Regions from separate parts of the Homo sapiens genome. Here region 2 is linked to region 1. Evidence: read pairs that join two places in POLR2A ChIA-PET (ENCODE). Cell type or tissue: Panc1. All regions are shown on one strand. Links, peaks and the distances in the headings refer to the core of each region. The heading gives the core; the rest is flanking DNA.

Region 1 (5,379 bases), core at 233-5,232:
GGAGAATCTCTTGAAGTCTGGAGGCAGAGGTTGCAGTGAGCCGAGATCATGCCACTGCACTCCAGCCGGGGCAACAGAACGAGAGTCCATCTCAAAAAAATAAATAAATAAAATAAAAATAAAAACTACTTGCTGCATTTGTACACGTGGTAAATGGCTGGAAGGAAGGAAAGAGACGTTGATTAAGGGGAGTGGAGGTTGAACAAAATTTCAGATTATTTGTGTTATAAAATTGAACACATTTGTTAAAGCACAATGGATTAATGATAGTCCATTGCAGAGAAATAAGTGCCATGAGGAGGGAGCCAGACAAAGCAAACAAGATGCAAGTCTGAGAAAACTCAGTTCCAGTTTGGCTAGCAGTGGTTCTCAGCCTTAGCCGCACATTAAAAGCAGCTGAGAGCAAAAGACACCACCCTCAGCAATGAACAAAAGTCTGTGCCTAGACCCCGCCTTAAGCTAGTTAAATCAGAATCTCTGAGAGTGGGCCTTGGCTTTCCTTTGTTTTAAAAGCACCCCAGATGATTCTACAGCTAGTCGAAACCCTCTGAGTTAGATCATAGGTATGTATAGGGGAATTGTGGGAGATTAAAATAGCAGAGATTAAGATAGGAAGGCCAATTTAGAAAAAGAAAGCCATAGGTATTATGGTCCTGACACAGCTTGTAGGTTAGTAGGAAGGGAAAGGGGGCGGGGTGTGAATGAGAGAACTATGGTCCATGGGGAATCTATGGGACTTTGCGGTTATTTGTATGTGGATTTCAGTTGGAGGAAAGAATTGATACTGAGCTTTTGGATTTAGGCAAATGGGAAAATGACAGTTCCATTAAATGAGTGGGATTTGTTTGGGGTATGTGGGGTAGGAAATGTTATTAGTTCTATTGGGATAAACAGATAATTATGAAAAAAAGTCTAGAGTTTAAGAGAGGTTAGTGACGGCCCATCATTCACATACAAGTGATAGGAGGTCCACAGTGTAGATCCCAAAGGAAAACAATGGAATTAAAAGCAGGCTAGAGACAAACCTTGAGGAACATACCTACATTTAGGGAGCAGAGAGAGGATATAGAGCCAATCAGTAAGAGAGATGGTCGAAGAAGCATAGGCACCAAGAGATTGGTATGTTTTAGAATCTAAAGGAGAAGACTTCTAAGGTGGAAATTAGTAATCGAATGTCAAAAGCTGCAGAAACTCCCAACTAAATTTAGTGAGTGGTATTTAGGTGAAGTTGTAATGAAAACCAGATTGCATGGGATTAGGAAATGAGTGGGAAGTAAGGATATGCAGGGTAACAGTTTCAGGCTGTTCACTCTAGACATTTTGAGATGATGGGAAAGTAACTAGAGGCAGGTAAACAGCTGAGAGTATTTTTAGAATAACAGAAACTTGAGCCTTTTTGCAGAAAGACAGCATGGGCAGTTGAAAGGGAGAAGAGGGAAGAGCGGGAGGGTCACAATCCTGGAAGAGGGAGGAGGAGATGGAAGAGAAAACACAAAGGGGAACTTTAACCTTGGCAAGACAGTTCTTCTCCCAGAGTAAAGGAAAAAATAAGAGGGAAGAAACAGATGTAATAGAATTTTAAGAGAGAGGAGGAAATTGTCAAAACACAGCCTGTTTTTGGTAAATAGAAGGATGGTCTTCTACTGATAGTTAAGACACATGACAGACCCAAATTGGTTCTTGAGGGCAGAGGTCTAGAATGGCTAGAGATGGGGACTGCTCATGGCTCAGTCAACAGACCAAAGCAGGTGAAGTGAAGAATAGTGAGAGCTCAAGCTCACATGAGACAGGGAATGTTTTAGGAGCCAATTTTCAGATTTTATCTAGATATTGTCTGCAGCTGGTTGTGGGGAGCAATTAAGGCAGAGAATAACTATTACCTGGGGCCAGTAAGAAATGGTGAATTTCACAGAGCTCAGGGATTTTAGGGCAGTAGCCTGAGTGTTTGCTAAAATGGCTAGCCAGAAAAAACTGTATCTCAACGAGGGTGAGATACAGGTTTACTGAGAGCAAGGCAATAGGAAAACTGAGGACAGCTGAGGACATAGGAGCAGTTCCAAGTCAAGACCCTAGAAGGTGGGCCTTTTTGTTTTGGGACAGGGTCTCGCTGTTTTGCCAGGGCTGGAGTGCTGTGGTGCAGTCATAGCTCACTGCAACCTCAAACTCCTGGGCTCAAATGACCCTCTCACCTCAACCTCCTGAGTAGCTGGGACAACAGGCATGCAGCACGACACCCAGCTAATTAAAAAAAACAAAAAAACAAAACTTTTTTTTTTTTTTTTTTTAGAGACAGGGCGTCATGATGTTGCCCAGGCTGGTCCCAATCCTCCTGCCTCAGCTTCCCAAAGTGCTGGGATTACAGGCATAAACCGCTACACCTGGCCAGGCAGGCCATTTTTAAATGCTGAGGAAACCTGGAGTTTCTCTGTGCTAACAGGTAGCTCAGGTGATAAGAGTTAGAGATATATGGAACTAAGGATGAAGATAAGGAGAAAATGGAGGCCAATGTGTTAGAAGAGTTGTTAATTTAGGTATTAAAATATTGGAAGTTGGCTGGGCGGTGGTCTGTAATCCCAACACTTTGGGAACATCTCTTGAGCTCAGGAGTTTGAGACCAGCCTGGGCAAATTGGAAGGCCCCTAAAAGAAATTCATCATTTCTTTCTTTTTTTTTTTTTTTGAAATGGAGCCTTGCTCCGTTGCCCATGCTGGAGTGCAGTGGTGCGATCTCAGCCCACTGCAGCCTCCAGGGTTCAAGAGATTCTCCTGCCTTAGCCTCCTGAGTAGCTGGGATTACAGGTGCCCACCACCATGCCTGGGTAACTTTTGTATTTCTGGTAGAGACAGAGTTTCACCATGTTGGCCAGGCTGGTCTTGAACTCCTGACCTCAGATGATCCACCTGCTTCAGCCTCCCAAAGTGTTGGGATTACAGGCGTGAGCCACCGCGCCTGGCCAGAAATTCATTATTTCTTATTGGCCGCAGGTAACACTTATTCTCTGCCTTAATTGCCCCCCACAATGAGCTGCAGGGAATGTCAAGATACATGTGAAAATAAATGTCTACATAAAATGTGAAAAACAGCCAGGTGCAGTGGCTCACGCCTGTAATCCCAGCACTTTGGGAGGCTGAGGTGGGTGGATCACGAGGTCAGGAGTTCAAGACCAGCCTGGCCAACATGGTGAAACCCCCGTCTCTACTAAAAATACAAAAATTAGCTGAGCATGATGGTGGGTGCCTGTAATCCCAGCTACTTGGGAGGCTGAGGCAGAGAATTGCTTGAACCTGGGAGGCAGAGGTTGCAGTGAGCCGAGATCGTGCTACTGCACTCCACCGTGGGCGACAGAGTGAGACTCTGTCTTCCAAAAAAAAAAAAAAAAATAGTGAAAAACGTTCATTGGCCAAAACATCTACAAAAAATTAGCCAGGCCTGGGGGCTTGTGCCTATAGTCCCTGCTACTCAGGAGGCTGAGGTGGGAGGATCCCTTTGAGCCCAGGAGGTTGAGGCTGTGGTGAGCCATGTTCCCACAACTGCACTCCAGCCCAAGTGACAGAGCAAGACCCTGTCTCAGAAAGAAAAAAAAAATGCTAGAATGATAGGTGGAGAAAAAAATATCTAGAAGCTGTTTATGTTTGGGAGGAATATTTTTAGGTGCTCTAACTTATTTCTAAACTAATGGATTACAAGAGCTGATAAAAATGTAGGATTTCTTAATAAGGATAATTTTAATAAGAAATGAACTAGTGGAGTAGAATTTATTGTAACGGATGTGCTCCATTTATAGCACAAACGATCTGTTAACAAAATCTGTTACTGAATAAAGAAAATATCTACATGAAATAGATTGACCTGTCAATTCAGTCAAAATAATACACACAGCCAAAAGACCTTCTGCTTTCCACATTCCCTTCTTTCAGCTTTTGTGCACTTCAGAGGCACTTGAGGAAGCAAAGAGATTCAGTCCAAGATCTTAGTCTTGCCTGCTTCACAGAGTTTGCACGTTGCAGATTTGCAGTGGAAGCTGTGAGTAAATTTGATTCCCTCACAGAAGTACATTTTATTCTTCTGGGCCACCCAGAATCTGTCTATTACTCTAAATGTAGAGAGGCCTATCTTTATAAAGAAAACTGTTGGTGTCAGAGTTATTTACAGAGCATGTGAAACTTTAACTTGTCACTTTGTGGTTTGTAAACCTGTTCTTTGAATTGCCTATAATTTCCCCTTTGTGTCTGCCTTTTTAGGTTTTACCCTTTAGTACCAGAAACAATTCAATTAGGGAAGACAAAAAAGGATGAAACCAACATTTATCGGTTTTAACATTTTGCTATCTAGTACCTGGAATCGTGATTATACAACAGAGGAAGAGCTCAGTAAATATTTGTTGTTGATCAACTTTGTAGATTTATTAAAAGCTTCAGAATAAGGAAAAATGCTGAGATTAATGTTTGCAGGGTCTTTTGATACCATTTCTAATGTCTACAATATTGGCAATTTTTGAGAGAAAATAAGAACTTGGCTTTGTCAACTATGCATTCATCAATTTAACAACTGTATCTTTGAATAGTAATTCGTAACTTTTTAGCAATGTGAATGATGCTATCACTGGCGGTAAATGGGGCCATGGAAACACTCTGGGAGGAGGCAGCCAAATCTGTCTTTGTAAATCAGAGAAGCCTTCATAAAAAAAGCCTTGAAAGATGAGTAGTAATGAGTCAAGTAGACAAGGGAGAGAAAAGCATTTTGGAAAAGTCCAAAGGCATGTTAAGTGGGAATGATCATGGCATGATGAGAACATTGCAAGTAATTTAGTATGTTTGGAGTGTAAGATGCCTGTGGGGAAAAGAGGAGCCAGTCATGGAAAGTGGAAATGTCATGTTTAAAAGTTTAGGCTCTATCCTGTGGGTGATAGTCATTGACAGATGATAATAAGGAGAATGGCATGAACAGATTAGAGTTTCAGAAGGATACTTAGGCAACACTGCATGCTGCTGATGGACTGGGGGGCAAGAGGGAGACCAGCTGGATAAATAATATAGGAGCCAAGGTGATTAATGTGACAGGGACAGTAGAGGCTGAAAGGAGGTTGTGAGCTTGATCTGATTGGTTGTAGAAGGTGGGGGAGGAGAAGTCTTGGCCATTTGGTACCGGGTTAACTCATCTCTGGTAATGGAAGGCAGAGACATTTGTGTAAATGAAATATAGAAGGAGATCAAAATTTTCCCCACTCAACATTCTACTAATTGTGCAGATTTAAGAGTCTCTCCCCGCCCCCAACCCCCCAACCCCCATCTCTCCTGGAATGGTTAATGAGTAATGAAGTGGACAGAAGGCAGGAAGCAAGAAGACAGGAAAGAAGCAAAGGCTTTGTAAATCAAACAG
Region 2 (5,379 bases), core at 87-5,086, 300 kb before region 1:
TAGCAAAACGAACACTAAGATTAAAGCTCATGTTAACTACTCTGATGGCCTTGAGGAAGTAATGCTGAGAGTTTAATCACCATTAAGTAATTAAGAATAATTTCTCATAAAAGTTCTCTTCCTTCCAGTTATATTCATGACTGTGTTTTGGTGATAGTTGATTGCCCTGCTTACATAGTTGCAAAATTGGTAAGGAGAACAGTATTCTGCAGCCAAGTTTCCATGAGTTGATATTTCACATTCACATTTGTGACCTAAACCTGTATTCTGGCAGACAGTGAGAAAAGCCAAATGTTCTCGTAAGCAGCAAGGATTTTCTTCATGGAAAACAAAGAAGTAAAAATGTAATCCAAGCAAAACTATCATGTATATACTGAATTTTATAGGTATATCTACAGAAAATTAATATTTGCTTTTATGCATTTTATTACAAGTTTATTTTGTTAGGTATTATATTTGAAGTAAAAAATAAAATACAAAATTGAATACATAAAGGGAAATCAGAAAAACCCAGAAATATTACTCTAAGATAATAACAATTATTACCACTTTTATTTGAGCACATGCACTATACCAGGCACAGCACACCGTGCTTTATGTACATAATCTGTAACTCTCCTGACAACCCTGCAAAGTAGTACCTCTGTTTACATTTTGAAGATGAGAAAATTACTGCTCAAAGAGATTAAATAGCTTGCCATGATTCAGGAACTAGTAAGTAATGAAGGCAGTATTGTAAGGCAGGACTTTCTGTCTCCCCAGATACCTTATTCTTTATCCCGTAGCATGTCATTTTTCTCCAGTATTGTCATGATGTGTCATCAGATGACTATACTTTTTATCCATACTTTATTTAAAAATTTTATGTGTTAGAAAACTTATACTCTAGACATTTAAAATTTAAATTTTCATAACATAGTATGCTTCTGAATAACCTGAGAAGAATGTTACACAAAAGGAGATGGCTTGCTGATTCCGTGGAGTAATAAATGCCTACCTGTTTTCATTTTGAAGTTGAAGCCATTGCTTCTAATTTTAAGCCAACCTGTATTTTTTTTTCATTTTACCTTTCACATCTTCATAACATGTATTTGGCCTTATATAGCTGTGAAAATTGATTGTACAAATTGGTTTGAGCATATGAGACCTATGAACACTTGTATTCTGACTTAGCATAGAGTTTTATATTTTCTGAGTAGCATAGACCCATATATTTTTGGACACCCCTCGTATTTTACATTTAATAGAATGATGAACATGATTCATTAAGCCTTTCTTTGATGAAAGACAGAAACCACAGAGCAATGAAGATATTGGCATTTCTGATAAAGTTTGTATATTAAAGTCTTATGGTAGCCTATGAAAAAGAGCTTGTTTGGAAAAATTGAGAGATTCAAGTTTTGTATTATACTTAAGTTTTGTCACTTCATCAAATGCCTCCCTTTCTATGTCTTATCATGAATTTATTTTTTTCCCTTTAATAGTAGATCAAATATAGATAGCCAGGAAAGAGTAAAAGGTCAGTTATGGTAATATAGTGAAGATGTTTCATTCATACTTTAATATTATACAAGTATTAGTTTTGTATTATACTTCTTCTTCTTCTTCTTCTTCTTCTTATTATTATTATTATTATTTTGAGACAGAGACTCACCCTGTCGCCCAGGATGGGGTGCAATGGCATGATCTCTGCTCATTGCAACTTCTGCCTTCTGGGTTCAAGTCATTCTTCTGCCTCAGCCTTCTGAGTAGCTGGGATTACAGGCATGTGCCAATTTTTGTATTTTTGTGAAGACAGGGTTTCACCATGTTGGCCAGGCTGGTCTTGAACTCCTGACCTCAGGTGATCCGCCTGCCTCAGCCTCCCAAAGTGCTGGGATTACAGGTGTGAGCCACCGCACCCAGCTATACTTACTATTTTAGAAGAACTTTATGAACACTATTAATAATAAAATTGCTTTAAATTATTATCTATTGAGTGAATGAATGGCTGGCTGACTGAATGAATGCATACATTCAGAACTCTGGACTCCAAAATCTTTTAGAGTCTCCCTTTGAGTGGAAACTACTCTTCCTTGATTTTGGAAATGTTAAATTAAAAGATAGCTTAATATTGGTGTTGCTCCTTTCTATAATTGTCAAAAAGAAGTTATAGTGTCCTCATAAAGACAAATAAGGAGATAAAGAAAAACAAAAATAATTGAGTTAAATTGTTAATTTTTGTTTGTTTTATGTGATCCTCAGATTCTTGGGATTAAAATTCAAGCAGGGATGCAGTCTTCTTTTGAGTTACATGTTAGAGTCTGTGACATTAGCATTCTCTATCTCAAGCAGAAATGCTACCAAAATGGTTCTTGATTTAAGGATGTGATTTCTTTTATAGTCAGTATTTTTAACATATCACATTTGAGTCTTTTAAAACTTAACTGCTTCCTTCTTTCACATATCAGTTTCTCTTCCATCAGAGAGAATAGTGATATGGAATCATTTTGTCTGAATGGTTGGCTAAAAGTACATACTGTAGAAGGTAGAAACTTAAATACAGGATAATGAATTTTTTTTATATCTGATTCCCATTAGCATTGACATTTTTTTTTTCTGTTTCCAGACCATAAAAGCTTCTTCCAAAAGTATCCACAGGCACAGAAGCTCTGTTTAGATTTTTCCTATGTGCTTTCTTTTCTTGATATTTTGATTTTTTTCCAAAATGAGTTTGCTGTTTACTTTTGATGAAGTAAATATCTATATAAAATCTGAAGATTTTTATTTCTTGGATTTGGAGGGCAATTTGAACATTAGATTTTAAAGGCTTATACTTAAGATGACCATTAGTAGTTAAATCTGGTTTATAACTAATCTAGTGTAATTTAATTAATAGAGGTTAGTGTGGAGTCATTCATATATTTATATTTCCTGTTTCATATGTTTATAAATATTTGATGAGTATCATTGGCTTTTTTTCTCCAATGTGTTTGGATTCAAGGAATTAAGGGTCTGTATAAATACTTATTTTTCTGTGTGTGCATTTTCTTGTGTTTATTTTCATTGGTTTTGAGTTTGACTTAATATACACATGTGCATTTAAAAAGATGATCTTTCCAAAAGCTTTGCTTGGGATCTTTGCTAGGAGGATGAGTTAATGGATGGAGAGGGCTGCTTGCTTTACTGTTTATTTTCCCAGACAAATCCATGGAGACAGGCTGCTAATAGGATAGGAGAAAAACAACAAAAACAAATACAGCTTTTTGGCCTGGAACTGAATTGTATTATCTGTACTGTCAGAGCCTTTGCTCACTTACCCAGACGATCTCTACAGGGATTAAAGCTTCCTCCTGCATTTGCGATAACTTTCAGTATGCTGCAGCGTCATATCCAGTTAATATTAAAAAAAAAAATCTGGCTGTAAATAGTTACAAAATCCTCACCAAATCAACCTTTAGCAAGAGTGATTGTGCTGATTAATCAAACAAGATTGTCAGTAATTAAAGGAATACAGATGACTTGGATTTTATTTTCAGTTTTCATATGTAAATTCTTGCAGCCCTTCCCCAAGGTTGGGCCTGATTTTGTTATGGGATCTTTGGGCTGTTGCTTTTCTGACCAGCAACCTCTGTGGCCAGTGGCGCCTTTGCCTGAGTTCTTGTCCTGCATCTAGGAAGAATGAGGTACATAGACAAGTGGAGGGTGAGCAAGACAAAGAGGAGCTTTATTGAGTTAGAAAAGCTCAGAAGAGGCCTGCAGTGAGTAGCTCCTTTCTGTAGGCAGGTCATCTCGTTGAGTGTTGAGCTCTCAGCAGAGAGGAGGCCTGGAGTGGGTGGCTCCTCTCTGCAGGCAGGTTGTCCCGACGAATGTTCAGCTCTTAGCAGAGAGGGTAGCTCCTCTCTGCTGCTGGTCATCCTGTTGTCTGCAGCTCTTAGCAGAGAGGAGGCCCTGAAGAGGGTAGACTCCTCTCTGATGTTGATCATCCTGACCTCAGCAGCTCTCAGCAGAGAGGGTAGCTCCTCTCTGCAGTCGGTCCCTCCACTGGCTCTGCTCTGCTCTGGCTGAGTCCAGGGCTTTTATGAGCCTCAGAGGGGAGGAAGTGCATGCCGATTGGTCCATGGGCCTGCGGTAAAGGCACCACAAGTCCCCACTCTGGTCCGCAGGGCTGGCAGCCTGGCCCCCAGCCTTCAGGCCTGCCCTGTTCTGAAGATGAGGCCTCACCAGGGACCTGCCCTGCCCCTTCCCACCCAGGAACCTGTCTGCATCCTGCTGCTGCCCATCACACCCAGGCTGCTCACACCCGTGCCAAGGAGCACCCACAGGCCAGCCCAGAGCCTCATTCAGCTCCATCTTGGCCTCCCTCTCCTACTTGGCATCCATAGTCCAGAAGGGCCAAGGTGGCAGGAGGCTGGTGTGTCAGTGCTGCCTGGAGCAGCACACACCTGGCTGGGCCACAACAACGCTGGGACCAGGAAGAGGCCAGGCAATGGGAGCAGATACCCCTGAGTCTGCTGATGATGGGGGACCCACCTGGGTACTCGAGAGCACCAGGAGACCCAGGCCCACAGCCACAACCCAGGCAGCTGCAGCTGTGCCTGGGGAGCTCTCACCCTACCAACTCATAAGGGGCAGAGCTCCCGCCAGTCCCTGGCTCTGCAGAGTGTGCAGCATTGACTGTGCTGCCTTCTCTGCATCTCCCACAGTGGTGGCAGGTGAGGTGCAGGTGGCATAGTGGCCCTGGCCAACCCAGCACAAACAAACCCGATGCTCCCAGGGCTAGTCCTGTGAGTCCCAGTGGCAGCACCTTTGGCCAGGTGCTTGTGGGCTTTCAAGACATGGTGGGGCGCGAGGTTGAGGCTGCAATGGCGGCTCCGAACTTAGTAGCAGGTCCTGCTACCTGTGCGAGGGTGGAGGTGGCACAGTCCACCTTGAGGACATGGGACACAGGAGACTGTTGCCACTGCTGCTCTCACAGTTGCTTCTGCTATCCTGTCTGCCTCCTTGCAGCCTGGAGCAGGGCTCCAGGCCATCGCTGGGCTGGGCTGCCGTCCAAGGCAAGGATGACATTGCCGCAAGTTCCCCCTGTGGACCCGGCTCTCGGTGGCAGCCTGGGGCTCCTCCTCGCACAGCTTGAGACCCTGCCGGGGGGCACCTCTGGGGCAGATCGCGGGCCCCAAACCCAGTTGTCGGGAGCGCCAGGCTGAACAGTCACTCCGACGTGGGGTGGATCCTGGGGTTGCAGCGTCGGTGGCCCGGGCTGAGCCTCCAGCTGAGGTGCAGGAACTTGGAGCCGCCAGCAGGGTGGGTGCGGCGACAGAGTCGCTTGCCAGGTCTGGGAAGCGGGCGCCACTCCCGCTTTCCACCCCACACCCCTGAAGTACGGCCCCACTGTGCGTT

The links. Peaks named below come from ENCODE experiments on the same cell type or tissue, not always from the same donor. Only the 100,000 strongest peaks of a DNase experiment are listed, where the experiment ranks them.
Region 2: POLR2A ChIA-PET joins it to region 1 with 6 read pairs; 1 of 35 experiments calls an interaction of 5 or more read pairs at or near these places.

The regions. Positions count from the first base shown.
Region 1 is chr4:123,408,212-123,413,590 of GRCh38, forward strand. No RefSeq gene overlaps it. Among named protein-coding and RNA genes, the nearest start is that of SPRY1, 14 kb to the left of the region's middle. In Panc1, for the core only: no CTCF peak of the experiment used is centred there; no DNase peak of the experiment used is centred there; H3K4me3 peaks cover 584 bases; H3K27ac peaks cover 5,000 bases.
Region 2 is chr4:123,110,116-123,115,494 of GRCh38, forward strand. All of the region lies in intron 14 of AFG2A (AAA ATPase AFG2A), which reads left to right. Among named protein-coding and RNA genes, the nearest start is that of AFG2A, 190 kb to the left of the region's middle. In Panc1, for the core only: no CTCF peak of the experiment used is centred there; no DNase peak of the experiment used is centred there; H3K27ac peaks cover 2,690 bases.